Linked DNA regions of Homo sapiens: all the other regions are linked to region 3. A link is a contact called in ENCODE Hi-C or POLR2A ChIA-PET data. All regions are on one chromosome and are shown on one strand. The core of a region is the stretch at or near the end of the contact, and the rest is flanking DNA. Distances in the headings are between cores, read along the strand shown.

Region 1 (3,955 bases), core at 1,410-3,909, 1.0 Mb after region 3:
ATGATGATTTTTCCCTAACTTGCCTTGTTCTTTCTAGATGTGGCTCAAGAACTTGCAGAGTTATGGTGGGATAATTCGACTGATCAAATGCTGAAAGTTTTCCTATCGACTTCAAGGCTGTTCAAATCTCTATGTACTTTGAAGTCTGAGGCACAAGATAATTTCCCAGAGATTCATGTTTCTATCGATGCTAGGCTGGGCTGACACAGATAACCCCTCAAGAGGCCTTTCCGAACTGCTGTATAAACTGTCCTGGGTCCAGCAATAAAGCAACTGTGTCATTATAGTTCTCTGCCCTTCAGAAGATCTGATCTTAATACCCTTCTCTTCTTTTTGTCCCTCTGATTTCATCAAATTTGTTGCCATTCTGGGTGTTTCTCCTTCTCTCCCCGACTTTTTCTACTTCAGATCAAAGAACTTCCCCTTTTTCCCACTTTTGGATTTGCGCCCTGGAGGACAACGCAAGGTTAACTTCCCTCCCACCTCCTCTTGTAGGCACACAGGGTGCCCCTTAGCCAGCGAAATCTCCGCGCCCGAGATCCTCTCACAATTTCAGGCTGGTGAATTGTAGTAGGAGACATGGTTTAGTTTGATGTGGTTAAGTCAGTCATCATGGCATCTTCGTACCCTCAGCCCCAAACCGCTCTCCTACTCATCACCCTCACTTTCATTTCTTTGGATTATCTTTCATCGGCTTACCACCAGCCTTCACAGCCTCACCCAAGGCTGAAGCAGGGCTAGCAGGGTGGTGCGTTTCCTTCCCTGGTTGAGCTGGTGACTGCTGTGGGTAAGCAGGTCCAATGTGAACTCAATTTTACATTGAGAAAGAGAAAGCAAGAGTGAGTGGGCTGCTAAGACTGTTGCTTCATGGTTTCCCCTAAGCCCCAGAAATAGAAAGGCAGACTTCCGACTGGCAGAGCCCGTATGCTAACCACCAGACCACACTGCCAGATAAGAAAAATGTTCGATTGTGTCATACTTCCCTCATTGGCTCCAGTGTCTGAAAATGGCCCTGAATTTCAGAGAGTCTTACCATGACCCAGGGATTTAGAGAGGATCGAAGAGGGAGGACAAAGGAATCAGGCACCTTCTCTCTCTCTTTTCTGGGGTAAATTTATTTTCAACCACAAAAGTAAAGGAAAGAAAAAGTCACAACAGATGAGTTATGAGCTAACTTTCTGATTTGCACATGTAAGAGAAAGAAATGAACTGGATATCATTAGACATTGAGAAAGGGAGTCTGCAAGCTAGCAATGTATCTTCGGCCTTTTTGATTTACACGTGTTTATTTATGAGTACCTACTGTGTGCCAGGCATGATGCTTGGTGCTGCCAATTCAAAGAGAAATAAGACACCTCCTTGCAAAGTGAGAAGGCAGAACTAGATTCAGATTCACCTAGATTTCAACTCTTGTGCTCAGGCCACCACCACCACCATGGAAACAATTTTGCTTGACTCTCCCGGCGCAGCCGCGGCAGGCGTGTGTGTTGTCAGACACTGCAGGAAGAGTGATGGCCTGGGTGTTGACAGGCTCCTAATTGGAAGGTAGGAGGTGCCACCAGAGATCAGCTATAAAAGATATCTTTGGACTGGGGTGGGCTGCTAATGCTTGGAAGAGACTTGTGGGTGAGGCCCGGTGAGCTGTCACCTCGGAATTGGGCCTTGCCCAGCAGACAGACATGCATGCGGGGGAGGTAGCTGACAGACAGGGGCGCATGGGGAAGCAGCCATTCCAGAGAACTGCAACAGCAGATTGCAAACCAGGACTTCAGGACTCAGAGGGGGACAAGGAAAGGAGAGCCTATAGTGGCCCCAAAGCCCAGGGTCAGAGGCAGGGCCAGGAGAGCAGCTGACAAGAGCTTTATGGTAAGGACAAAAGAGAAGACAGCCGGAGTCTCCTTTTATTCAGCTCATAAAGACCCAACTTCTGTGCACTTATAACTGTTCAGACCCTGAGGGGTTCAAAAAAAGAACCGTGTTAGGAGAATTCAATATTTAATTAAGAGATGATCAGATCCGTGCACCGAAATTATTGCTGGGTAAGACAATACTGTGTGTGTTACATAGCATTGGAACTTAGGAAAGCTCTTTCCTTGTGTTGTTTAATTTAATCCACTCAACAACCCTGCAAAGTGGGTACCATTGTCCCTGTTTTTTATGAATGAGGGGGTGAGGTGCTGAGAAGCTGTGTACGTTATTTGAGTTTGTCTGGCTAGTCAGTGGCTGAGCCAAGTTCCAATCCAGGTCATGTGAGCCTCTGAACTTTCTGATAAAACCTGCAGACCCCCTTAACTGGGATAATATAGTCATGCATTAAGCAAGAAGGAGAAGTAAATACAGGCTGATGGTGTAGGGGAGAAATTCAAAGGGAGAAGGCCTAGGAGGGAGAGGGAGCTATGTGTGAACAGAACCAAAGATGGCCTCTGGGAATTGGAAGGTCTCTTGGAATTCGTCCAAACTGAGGATCACAAGTCTCCACATTCTGAGTAGGAGGATGAGGGTCTGAGTTAGGATTTGGGTCCTGCAGGGCTTGCTAAGGAATCCCCTGATGGCCTAGGATTCCACGCAGAGCACATCTGGTGTGAGAGAGCTCGCTGCAAGGGTGAAGGCTCCGCCCTATCAGATAGACAACCAGGCCACCAAGAGGCCCAGCCCTCCAAACCCTGGATTTGCAACATCCTCAAAGAACAGCAACGGGCCTTGAGCAGAATTGAGAAGGAAATACCCCCACCTGCCCTCAGCCGTTAAGTGGGCTTTGCTATTCACAAGGGCCTCTGGGTGTCCTGGCAGAGAGGGGAGATGGCACAGGCACCAGGTGCTAGGGTGCCAGGGCCTCCCGAGAAGGAACAGGTGCAAAGCAGGCAATTAGCCCAGAAGGTATCCGTGGGGCAGGCAGCCTAGATCTGATGGGGGAAGCCACCAGGATTACATCATCTGCTGGTGAGTAGGCTTCATTAATTCTCTGATGAATGGACGATTGCAAGGGAACTTTTTTCATCTTCAAGGAGCCAGAAGAAGTGGTGATTAAATTGGTCTTTTAAAATAAAAAGACTCCAAAGGGGTACAAGTCTTCAAGCTTCCCCTGTGGTGTTCCGGGCACTCTGGCTTCTCTTTCGGAGGGAGGAAGAGCATCTATTCATAGGCTGTGACTTGGAGAGGCCCCACGGTGAGTCAGGCGCTTGCTGTGTGAGCCGCTGGTTGCTAATGTCTTCGGGAACTGCTAATTTACCCATCTAATTTGTTCCTGTACACTGGCCACAAAGGGAGACCACTCAATTATTCTGATCCAAAAGAGAGGCTTGTGTTTACCATGATCTCCCCAGCAACTGTGTGAGTGTGTGTGCATGTGTGTGTGTGTGTGTGTGTGTGTGTGTGTGTGTGTGTGTGTTTGCCTAACAACCTTAGGCAATGACGAAGAGGTGGGGCTGCTGCCCTTGTTAGCATTTTCAAACACATTCCAGTTCTGAGTTGAGGGCAAAGATTGTAATGGGGTGCTTCAGAGAAGCCTTGGCTCCCAAGGAGGTTATAACTTCAAAGGGTGTTTTTGAAAAACCAAGGCGGATGAGGAAAGTGGCTACAAGTTCCTTCCATCACAGAGGATCAATGAAGGGGAACAAAGATTTGGGAGCATCTACTTTGTGCCAGGTACTGTGCTTGGGTTTTACACGTCTTCTCTTGTTGACTTTGCATAACTCCCCTTTGAAGCAGATATTACTCCAGGTTCTTGCCGTAATGTTTCAGCTTAAAGAAAACCAACCCATACTTCTTTAGGTTGCCCTGAAAAGGTGAATCTTCTGTGAAGCCTTTTCTGTCTTTATCTGTTAAAATTAATTAAGCTCTTGTTTGTGCTCCCAGAAAATCACTTTAGACCTTAGAAAGATGGCAGCCTCAGTTTTCTCATTTGTAATATAGGGGTACCCATAGGGTCATTGTGAGAAATAATAGAAATAAATCA
Region 2 (3,949 bases), core at 179-2,678, 1.0 Mb before region 3:
GTTAAAAATCCACAGCAGTCACCAGGAGGTCTAGTCCCTCCCTGGAAGCCCAGCAAACCCATAAGCATCTAAATGGGGTATCAGAGGAGTGGAGATGATGTCATGGGTCTGAGAGCAGGAAAGGCTGCCCAGTGGGCTGTGAGGATGCCCAGGACCAGGGACATCAAGGAAGAGAGGAGATATCCCTTTAACGCATTCATAACTCCAAGGCACAGCTAAGAATGAAGTGAGCCTCAACTTAGCAAACCCACAGGCCACCAAAGACACCTCGACAGCCAAGCTGCTAGAAGCACTTGGCAAAATAGGGCAGCTATTGGACATGTGGATGGCACAAACACCAGGCAGGCAAGATTCTGCTGAAGAAAGTTCACTGGGCCCTGTCACCCACATTCTAGGCATCAGATGCCCAGAAATAAACGTCAAGGGGCCAAGGGCGGGCCCAGTCCAGGAGGGACAGCTGACAGCTGTGGGCGGCGGGCAGGGGCAGAGGAGGAAGGGCTCCCAGGCTGGAATTCGGATCATGCCCACATCAGCAGAAAAGTTCCTGGGAACAGCACGCTGTCTGGAAGGGAAAGAGGCTTGCTGCGGTCCAGGCCCCGGGATGCACACGCGGTGGTGATGCCAGGTTCAAAGGGCCGCCGGATGAAGCCCCGTGTCCTCTCCCAGGGCCCCTCGCCGGTCAGGGCGCCCATCGCGGGGCAAGTAGGGTGGTCAGACGTCTTAAATAAAGCTTCGGTTCCCAGGATCAGTGGGGAAAAATGAATTCCCAGATCCGGCCTTGCTTCAACTCACTTTACCCAAACCAAACAGTCCCAGAGAGGAATGAAAGGAAGCAGCTTTGCTACTCCCTCCGCGGTGCAGGTGGGGAAACTGAGGCACGGAGTGCACGCCAGAGACTCGGGAAGAGGCCCAGAGGAGGCTAACGCAGCCGCGCGCGACCAGGCGTCTGGGAAGATGAGACCAGGGAAGAGTTCTCTCCTCTCCTCTCCTTTCCTTTCCCCGCCTCCGTTCCTCAACACACACAACACACACACAGCCACACTCGAGCTACGCCCAATCGGGGCAGCCGCCGGGCTCCCCAGACCCGGACTGCACACAGAGCCCCGCCCGCGCACACAGCACAACACGACCCGGCGCGCACGCCCACACAATAGGACGGCTCGCACCCCGCGGCGGCCCCTCGGCAGGGTCCGGGCCAGCCCGGCGCCGGGGTCCGCCCTCCGCGCTCACCCACGCCCGGAGAGCGGCCCGCGCCCGGGAGAGGACGCGATCGCACCCGGCCGCTGCGCCCCGCGCCCCGCGCCCCGCGCCCCGCGGGAAGTTCGCCGGCCGCCCCCCGACTCACCCGCGGCGCTGCTCAGCAGCAGGCACAGCGGCCCCAGCAGCCACATGGCGCGGCCGCCGCTCCCGCTGCCCGGCGTCGTTGCTGCCCCCGCGGCCTCGGCGCTGACCCCGCCCCTCGCCGCGCCGTCCCCGCCCTCCCGCCTGGCCCTCCTCCCTCCCGCCTTCCCCGGGCCCGGCCCCGGCCCGGCTCCGCTAAGTTTTGCAAGCGCCTGGGCTGCGCGTGGCCACCCGCATGTTACCCTGGGTGTCCTGACTCCGAGGGGCCGCCGAGCGCGGCGGAGGGTTCAGCCTTTCGGTCTCTCAGCCTTTCAGCCTCCCAGGTCTGGCCGCGAGGATCTTCTAACAGCCTGGGCTCTGTTCTCTGCTTCCTTTTGTCCCTCTCATTTCTGCCTTTGCTTCCACACCCAGCGAGATGCAGCGCCCAGACCAAAACTTGAGTTCTTTACTCAAACTACAAAGTGAGTTTACTACCGAGAGAGAAAAAGTTAAAATAAAGGGTCAAATCTTATGAGAAAATTGTAGTATATTTTTAGTAGCGAGTGTGGAATACCAGTGCTTCTCAAACTTTAATATGCATCCGGCACACTTGACGATCTTGTTAAAATACTGACTCTGGTTCAGTAGATCTGGCGTGGAGCCTGAGATTCTGCATTTTTAACAACATGGTGGCTGATTCCAAGGCTGATGATCCGGGAGCCACCGGTAAGAGCAGCTGACACCTACCATGCACACAGCGTGGACCACATGAGTTATTTTGTCTGCATAGTGTCCACCTTGACCTGTTGAACGTTTGGGACCCAATTTGGAAAAAATAAAATTAAAAAAAGGAAAAGGTCATGAAAGGCAGATACCCAAATGCAAAAAATATAGCTGCACCAATGCACTTGCTTCCAGAGGGCACTGGTGAAAAGCCCCAAAAGACTTAGATGGTGGAAGAAGGGGATGACACTTCTGTGCTCCACTCTCTCTGATCCCCCACCCAAAAAAAGCAAAAGACTAACGCAAATAATTGCCAAAAACTGGAAACAACTCAAGTGTCCATCAATTGATAAATGGATCAATAAATTAAAACTTTTGGGGGCAGTGGGACTGTTCTAATCTTGATTATAGAGGTAGTTACACAACTGTATACATTTGTCAAAACAATAGAACTGCATCCCTAAAATCCACCCCTCAAAAGGGTTGAGTTTATTTACACAAACTCCACCTGGCTGAAAGAAAGGGGAAGGTATGGGTACAGGGGCAGTTATAAAAGGGATGCCTGCGTCAGATTTTGGGATGCCCTGGAGACACCCTCAAGGGTGTTAAGATTCAATTACTTTACTCTGTAATTGCGTGCTGTAGTCTGGAAACATAAAGGCTAAAAAGGATCAGGTCAAAATTTAAAAATACCAATGATTGTTCAAGGTAATGAGAAAATGTGATGTGAGGGAGGAAAGGTTAAGTTCCATAGTTCATAGTACACATGGAAAATATAAATCAATTATCTAAATGATTTGGCATTCGGGGCTTTTATCCTGGGATTGATGAATATTATGGAGATCGTCCCATGGGCTTCAAAGAATTTTAAAGCCCTTAAAATTTTATGCAAAATGTCCTGTGCATGTGGGTATGTGCATTGTTCCGGGAAGCTTGTTGGGAAGAGGCCTCCTGCCTTTGATAATAATATCTGAGGAGGCAAATAAGCAAATAATTTCTCCTACAGCTGCTCATTTGCCTCCAAACATTAGGGATACGGAAAGATAATGCAACTGACCCACTGCTATAGTTCTTATTTCCTTAGGTTTCTTTGGACACATCAACTTCCTTACTTTGCAAGTTTGACTCTGACTCTCTCTCTCGTTCTCTCTCTCTCACATACACACAGGCACACACACTTTTAAATATAAATATATTAATGTCTTTGAAATCATTTGGACTAATGTAAAACCTTATTTAAGGTCAACTGTTGTATTTATTTATTTATTTATCTATTTATTTATTTATGAAACAGAGTCTCACTCTGTTGCCCAGGCTGGGTGCAGTGGCACATTTTGGCTCACTGCAACCTCCGCCTCCCGAGTTCCAGGGATTCTCCTGCCTCAGCCTCCCAAGTAGCTGGGACTACAAGCACCCGCCACCATGCCCAGCTAATTTTTGTATTTTTAGTAGAAACGGGGGTTTCACCATGTTGGCCAGGCTGGTCTCGATCTCCTGACCTCGTGATCCGCCCATCTCGGCCTCCCAAAGTGCTGGGATTACAGGTGTGAGCCACCGTGCCCGGCCCGACTGTTGTTTTTATACTTATACTAAATCACTGCCAACCTCCTCCTCACCGTATAAGCTGGGTAGGAGATGAAACTATTCTTTATACTTTATTACTCTCCTTTTTCCCAGTTCTTTAGAATTCCAAGCGCAAAACATTCAGTTTCCAGGAAATGTGAGAGGTTTCAGTGCTAATCGTTTAGGTCTATGGAGCCAATCAATCTTTTTTAAGATTGGTTTAATAAAAATAAAAAACAAAGTGCTTTATGTCTCTTATTTACCAAGAGACACTCTGACCATGCATGTGTGCTTCTGACACGGTTTCACATTGCTGAAGGAGGGAAGAAAGAATGTCGTCTCT
Region 3 (4,146 bases), core at 1,275-3,774:
TATTTCCAAATACTTTCCACAGCTTCACATGCAGAATGCCATGCCTCAAAAGGTTCACGTCCTAATACCCAGAACCTATGAATATGCTGTTACATGGCAAGAGGGAATTAAGGTTAAAGATGGAATTAAGGTTTCTACTCAACCTTGAGATGGGGAAAATATTCAGGATCATCCAGATGAGCCCAATGTAATCACAAGGGTCCTTGTAAGTGGCAGAAGGCAGAGGGGAGTATTAAGAGTGACGTAATGTGATAAAGACTGAACCAGCCATTGCTGACTTTGAAGCCCATGAGTCAAAGAATCTTAGAAACCTCTAGAATCTGGAAAACTTAAGGGAATGGGGTCTCGAGCCTCCAGAAAAGAATGCAGCTCCTACCAATAGCTTGATTTTAGCCTAGTTAGATCCATTTTGGACTTCGGACCTCTAGAACTATGAGATGTGAATTTGTGTTGTTTTAAGCCACTAATTTCTGGTAATTTGTTGCAGCAGCACTAGAAAACTAATTTGGCTTTCCTTGAGATGCCATGCCTTCTTCCTGACAGATGGTATTCAAACTGGGGTAGACAAGTTGTTCATGGTATATGTCTAGGGGATAGGGAATAGGTAAAAAAGCATCATGAGGATGCAGATAAGGATTGCTTGCCTAACTGAGTTTCTAAAGGCATTAAACTGGGCCTATGTATACTTTTTTTTTTTTTTCTCCTGAGACAGGGTCTCACTCTGTCACCCAGGCTAAAGTGCAGCGGCAGGATCATAGCTCAATGAAACGTCTAACTCCTGGGTTCAACGGATCCTCCTGCCTCAGCCCCTGGAGTAGCTGGGATGCCAGCACGCCTGGCTTTTTTTCTTTCTTTTTTTTTTTTTAAGTAGAGACGGGGGTCTCACTTTGTTGCCCGGGCTGGTCTCCAACTCCTGGGCTCTAGCAATCTTCCAGCTTCGCCTCCCAAAGTGCTGGGATTACAGGCGTGAGCCACTACGTGCACATTTTTGTGTGTGACCATTTATGGTACTTCCTCTGTACAGAGAGTCTGTAACATTTTCAAAGATTCTCAAAAGGATCTGCTTGATAAACAAGATTAAGAGCACTCTTCCTAGATTATATCCAATACTAAACTTTTAATATTCCATGATTTTCTAAGGCAGTGAGTCTCAAAGCTCATTCCATTAAATGTCAAAATAAAACATCAAAACTCATCCAACATTTGTAAAATGCAGATTCCTGAGCCCCACACCAGACCAGACCGAATCTCTAGGAGCTGGAAAAAAGTTTAATTTCAACAAACTTGGAGGAGGGAAGAGAAGGAATTCTGCACACACTGTTAAAGCACCTCTGCTCCAAGGAATATGTTATGAAACATTACACCAAAAATGAAATAAATTGTTCCCATTAAGGAACCTTTAGGAACCCCAATACACTCATCTTACCATATGACTTTGTGTGATTTTTTTTTTCTGAGCCTAAGGTAGCTCAGAATATGAAGGCAACGTCTACTAGACCTATTTAAATTAAAATTCATTCTGTAGAGTGCCAGGAACGATGATTGGCAGGTAATACGTCACACTAAAAAACGTCAGTCCTATTCTCCATCCCCGCCTCCCTCCAACCTTCTCCCAAAATAAGGAAAAATAATACCCGGCCTGCCATTTTGCATACTGTTAAATACTGCAAGAATTGTGTTAACTGCATCAATATCATTACTAAACAACAATTTTCTATAATAAATTTTTGGTATGATTTATCTCCTAAATGTTTGCTCTTTCAAGCGAATATTTGCTTGAAACATTCTCCTGGACCTTTGTCTATCGTGATGCCGTAGGAATTTACAAATTTAAGTCTTCCACGAGTCATGGCGTGGGGTAAAACTCGACTGGCCTCAATGAAAACACCTCCTAACAGAGAGAGGCCTAGAGAATAAGTAAGAACTCCCAACAGTGGCTTTTCAATCTCGGCAACCTTGGGCAGCTTTTTCTCGTCCGAGACGTTTGACAACCCTAAAGAAACCTGAGCCTTGATTGGAAAGGGGGCTGAGGGAGGAGAGTTTGGGAACCCTCTCTGCGCCTCACAAATAACCCAAATTCCAAGGCAAGGTCACAAAGCCATACAAACCAGGGGGCCTAGGGCAGAGTCGAGTTCTCTCAGCTGCCAAGAAAGCCCTTCACAGCATGCATTAGGCCAAGTCGGCGGACCCCAACCGGAGAAAGAGGAAAGGGAATAAGGAGCCCGCGCACCTTCACACCCAAAAGCAGGCCCTCAATCATAACTGCCCCTGTCCCAGGCCCATCACTCAGCTACACAGAGAAGCTGAGCGAGCCCCGGCCACTCACCCCGAAGCCACTGCGTGCTGTGAAACCATCTCCAATTAGCTCCGCGGCTTACAGACCACCCAAGAGCCCCCTTCACCAGCCCTACGCTTCGGCGGCCGGGGAAGCCCACAAGATAACGCAGCAGCCGCGGATCACAGCCCAGCCTCCAGGAGGCCGCCATCTTGACGGCCTTCTCACTGGCTGCCCGCAGCACAGCCTGATGTCCAGCATCAAGGCCCCGCCTCCCGCATGGTTGGCCACGCCCCCAGACGCTAGCGGTGCCTTTAGGTCTCTCAGACTTGAACCCCCGCCCCCCAACCCAGCCCCGCCTCCAACCACGTTGGCCTTGCCTCCCGGGAAGTCAGGTGCGCCGCTGGATATCTCAGCCGGCGGGGCCTTACCAGACCCCGGCCCCCGCCCCGTTCGCCCCGCCCCCGGGCTGCCCTCAGCGCCGCCTGATTGCATTTGCGGCCTCGCTGCCGTATCCCAGGCTAAGCGCCGCGCGCAAAGCCGTGCGGAGATTGGAGGCCGCGCGGGTCCCTGGTCTGGGCCATGTCTGGCTGTGATGCTCGGGAGGGAGACTGTTGTTCCCGGAGATGCGGCGCGCAGGTAGGGGCGGGGCCACCGGTGCCCGGTATTCCCAGGAGGAGAGGCCCAGGCGGGACCCGGCGGCTGGAGCTGGGCGCAGGGTAGCGGGCCGGGCGTTTAGCTGCGGGGCGGGGTTTCGGGCCTGGCCGTTCGCTACCCCGGCGCACCGCGACCTTGGCGTTCGGAAGCAAGGCTGCGAGGCCCCAGGAGATCAGTGGTCTCGGGCGGGGCGCTCCGATGGCGGGAGCTGGGCGCCAAACGTTGGAAAGAAGCAAATAACTGAGAGAGGAGAGCGTTTAGGTGACCTCACCGGGTATTTATCAGGAAGGCAGGCCAGAGAAGGAATCGTGAAGCACCGAAGTGGAGCTGGGGCGAAGACCGCGCCCCCCAAGCTTCTTTTCTGCGCCCTGACGACCAGTTAGGCGTTTGGGGGGACGTTTGGCACTCGGGAGACGTTTGCCGAACCGGAGCTGTGCCTCAGCTGCCAGCGCTTTGCCTTTGAGCAGTTGCTCCTTGCCTATCTCCGTTTAGATGAATTGTGGGATGATCATGGGAACGATTCTTCCTTAAGCCGAAGTCAAAGGGAAATCCACCCTCACGCTGCATGTAGTTTTCGGTCATTTACACAAACCAACAGTTTTATGGAGCGCCTTCTACACGCTCAGAGATAGGGATACGTAAGATAAATGGCCCAGGGTCTGGAGAACTAGACGAATAAGCAGTTTCAGCACAATATGATAAACCCCACCTAAGAGGCAGGGAAACCCCTCAAAATTAGTTTCCTTATTCCCCCTATCTTATTCCTCCTATCTATATCTTTCTTAGGGTTGAAAATCCTAATTAAAAAGTAGTAACTCGCGGGAGATTTCATTGCTAAACATTTGTCAACCACTTTCTTGTTTGAATAAGTGACTTCCCCAAATTAGCAAAGACGACTCTGAAAATAGAATGCTGCATAGGCAAGATTGGATGAGAGAGAGAAGATCTTGGAGACAGGACAGGTAACTGGAGATCGTTCCTGGGCAAGTGTGTATGGAGAAGTGTCCGTACCCTCAATCAGTAAATCTTAGTGTAATGTCATCAGAATGAGCATCAAAGAGAGCCTTAAGGGACCCGAGAATAAACTAGGATTCTCAAACCAAACATGGCCCACAGACAGCTTGGTGGACAGGCATGTTTTTTTTTTGCTGCACTCAATGTTCATGAAAAATTTGAGCCAACCTTTTTTTTTTTTTTTTTTTTTTTTTGACACG

Evidence for each region. Hi-C counts contacts between places; a loop is a spot of excess contacts on that map. ChIA-PET counts read pairs that join two places held with the same protein, here RNA polymerase II (POLR2A). Pooled maps may share reads with other maps.
Region 1: a pooled map shows a loop between it and region 3 (9-fold over the local background). The contact joins the promoter of LMO2 here to the promoter of PDHX in region 3. A Hi-C loop is called at or near these places in 2 of 37 single-sample maps with no recorded cell type and 9 of 50 pooled maps.
Region 2: a pooled map shows a loop between it and region 3 (4-fold over the local background). The contact joins the promoter of LDLRAD3 here to the promoter of PDHX in region 3. A Hi-C loop is called at or near these places in 1 of 168 maps with a recorded cell type or tissue (mesothelial cell of epicardium) and 5 of 50 pooled maps. POLR2A ChIA-PET finds 5 or more read pairs at or near these places in 1 of 52 experiments (Panc1).

Annotation. Positions count from the first base shown.
Region 1 is chr11:33,890,780-33,894,734 of GRCh38, reverse strand. LMO2 (LIM domain only 2) reads left to right here and starts at 2,659. Exons shown (of 6, transcript NM_005574.4): 1 at 2,659-2,940. It overlaps LOC105376621 (a long non-coding RNA gene), which reads right to left and starts at 789. Exons shown (of 3, transcript XR_931176.3): 1 at 700-789. RefSeq lists enhancers at 547-716, 3,094-3,203.
Region 2 is chr11:35,941,541-35,945,489 of GRCh38, reverse strand. LDLRAD3 (low density lipoprotein receptor class A domain containing 3) reads right to left here and starts at 1,428. Exons shown (of 6, transcript NM_174902.4): 1 at 1,346-1,428. The coding sequence starts at 1,391. RefSeq lists a silencer at 1,078-1,517.
Region 3 is chr11:34,914,996-34,919,141 of GRCh38, reverse strand. It overlaps PDHX (pyruvate dehydrogenase complex component X), which reads right to left and starts at 2,524. Exons shown (of 11, transcript NM_003477.3): 1 at 2,327-2,524. The coding sequence starts at 2,486. It overlaps APIP (APAF1 interacting protein), which reads left to right and starts at 2,763. Exons shown (of 7, transcript NM_015957.4): 1 at 2,763-2,914. The coding sequence starts at 2,858. RefSeq lists an enhancer at 2,223-2,522 and silencers at 2,693-2,742, 2,763-3,102.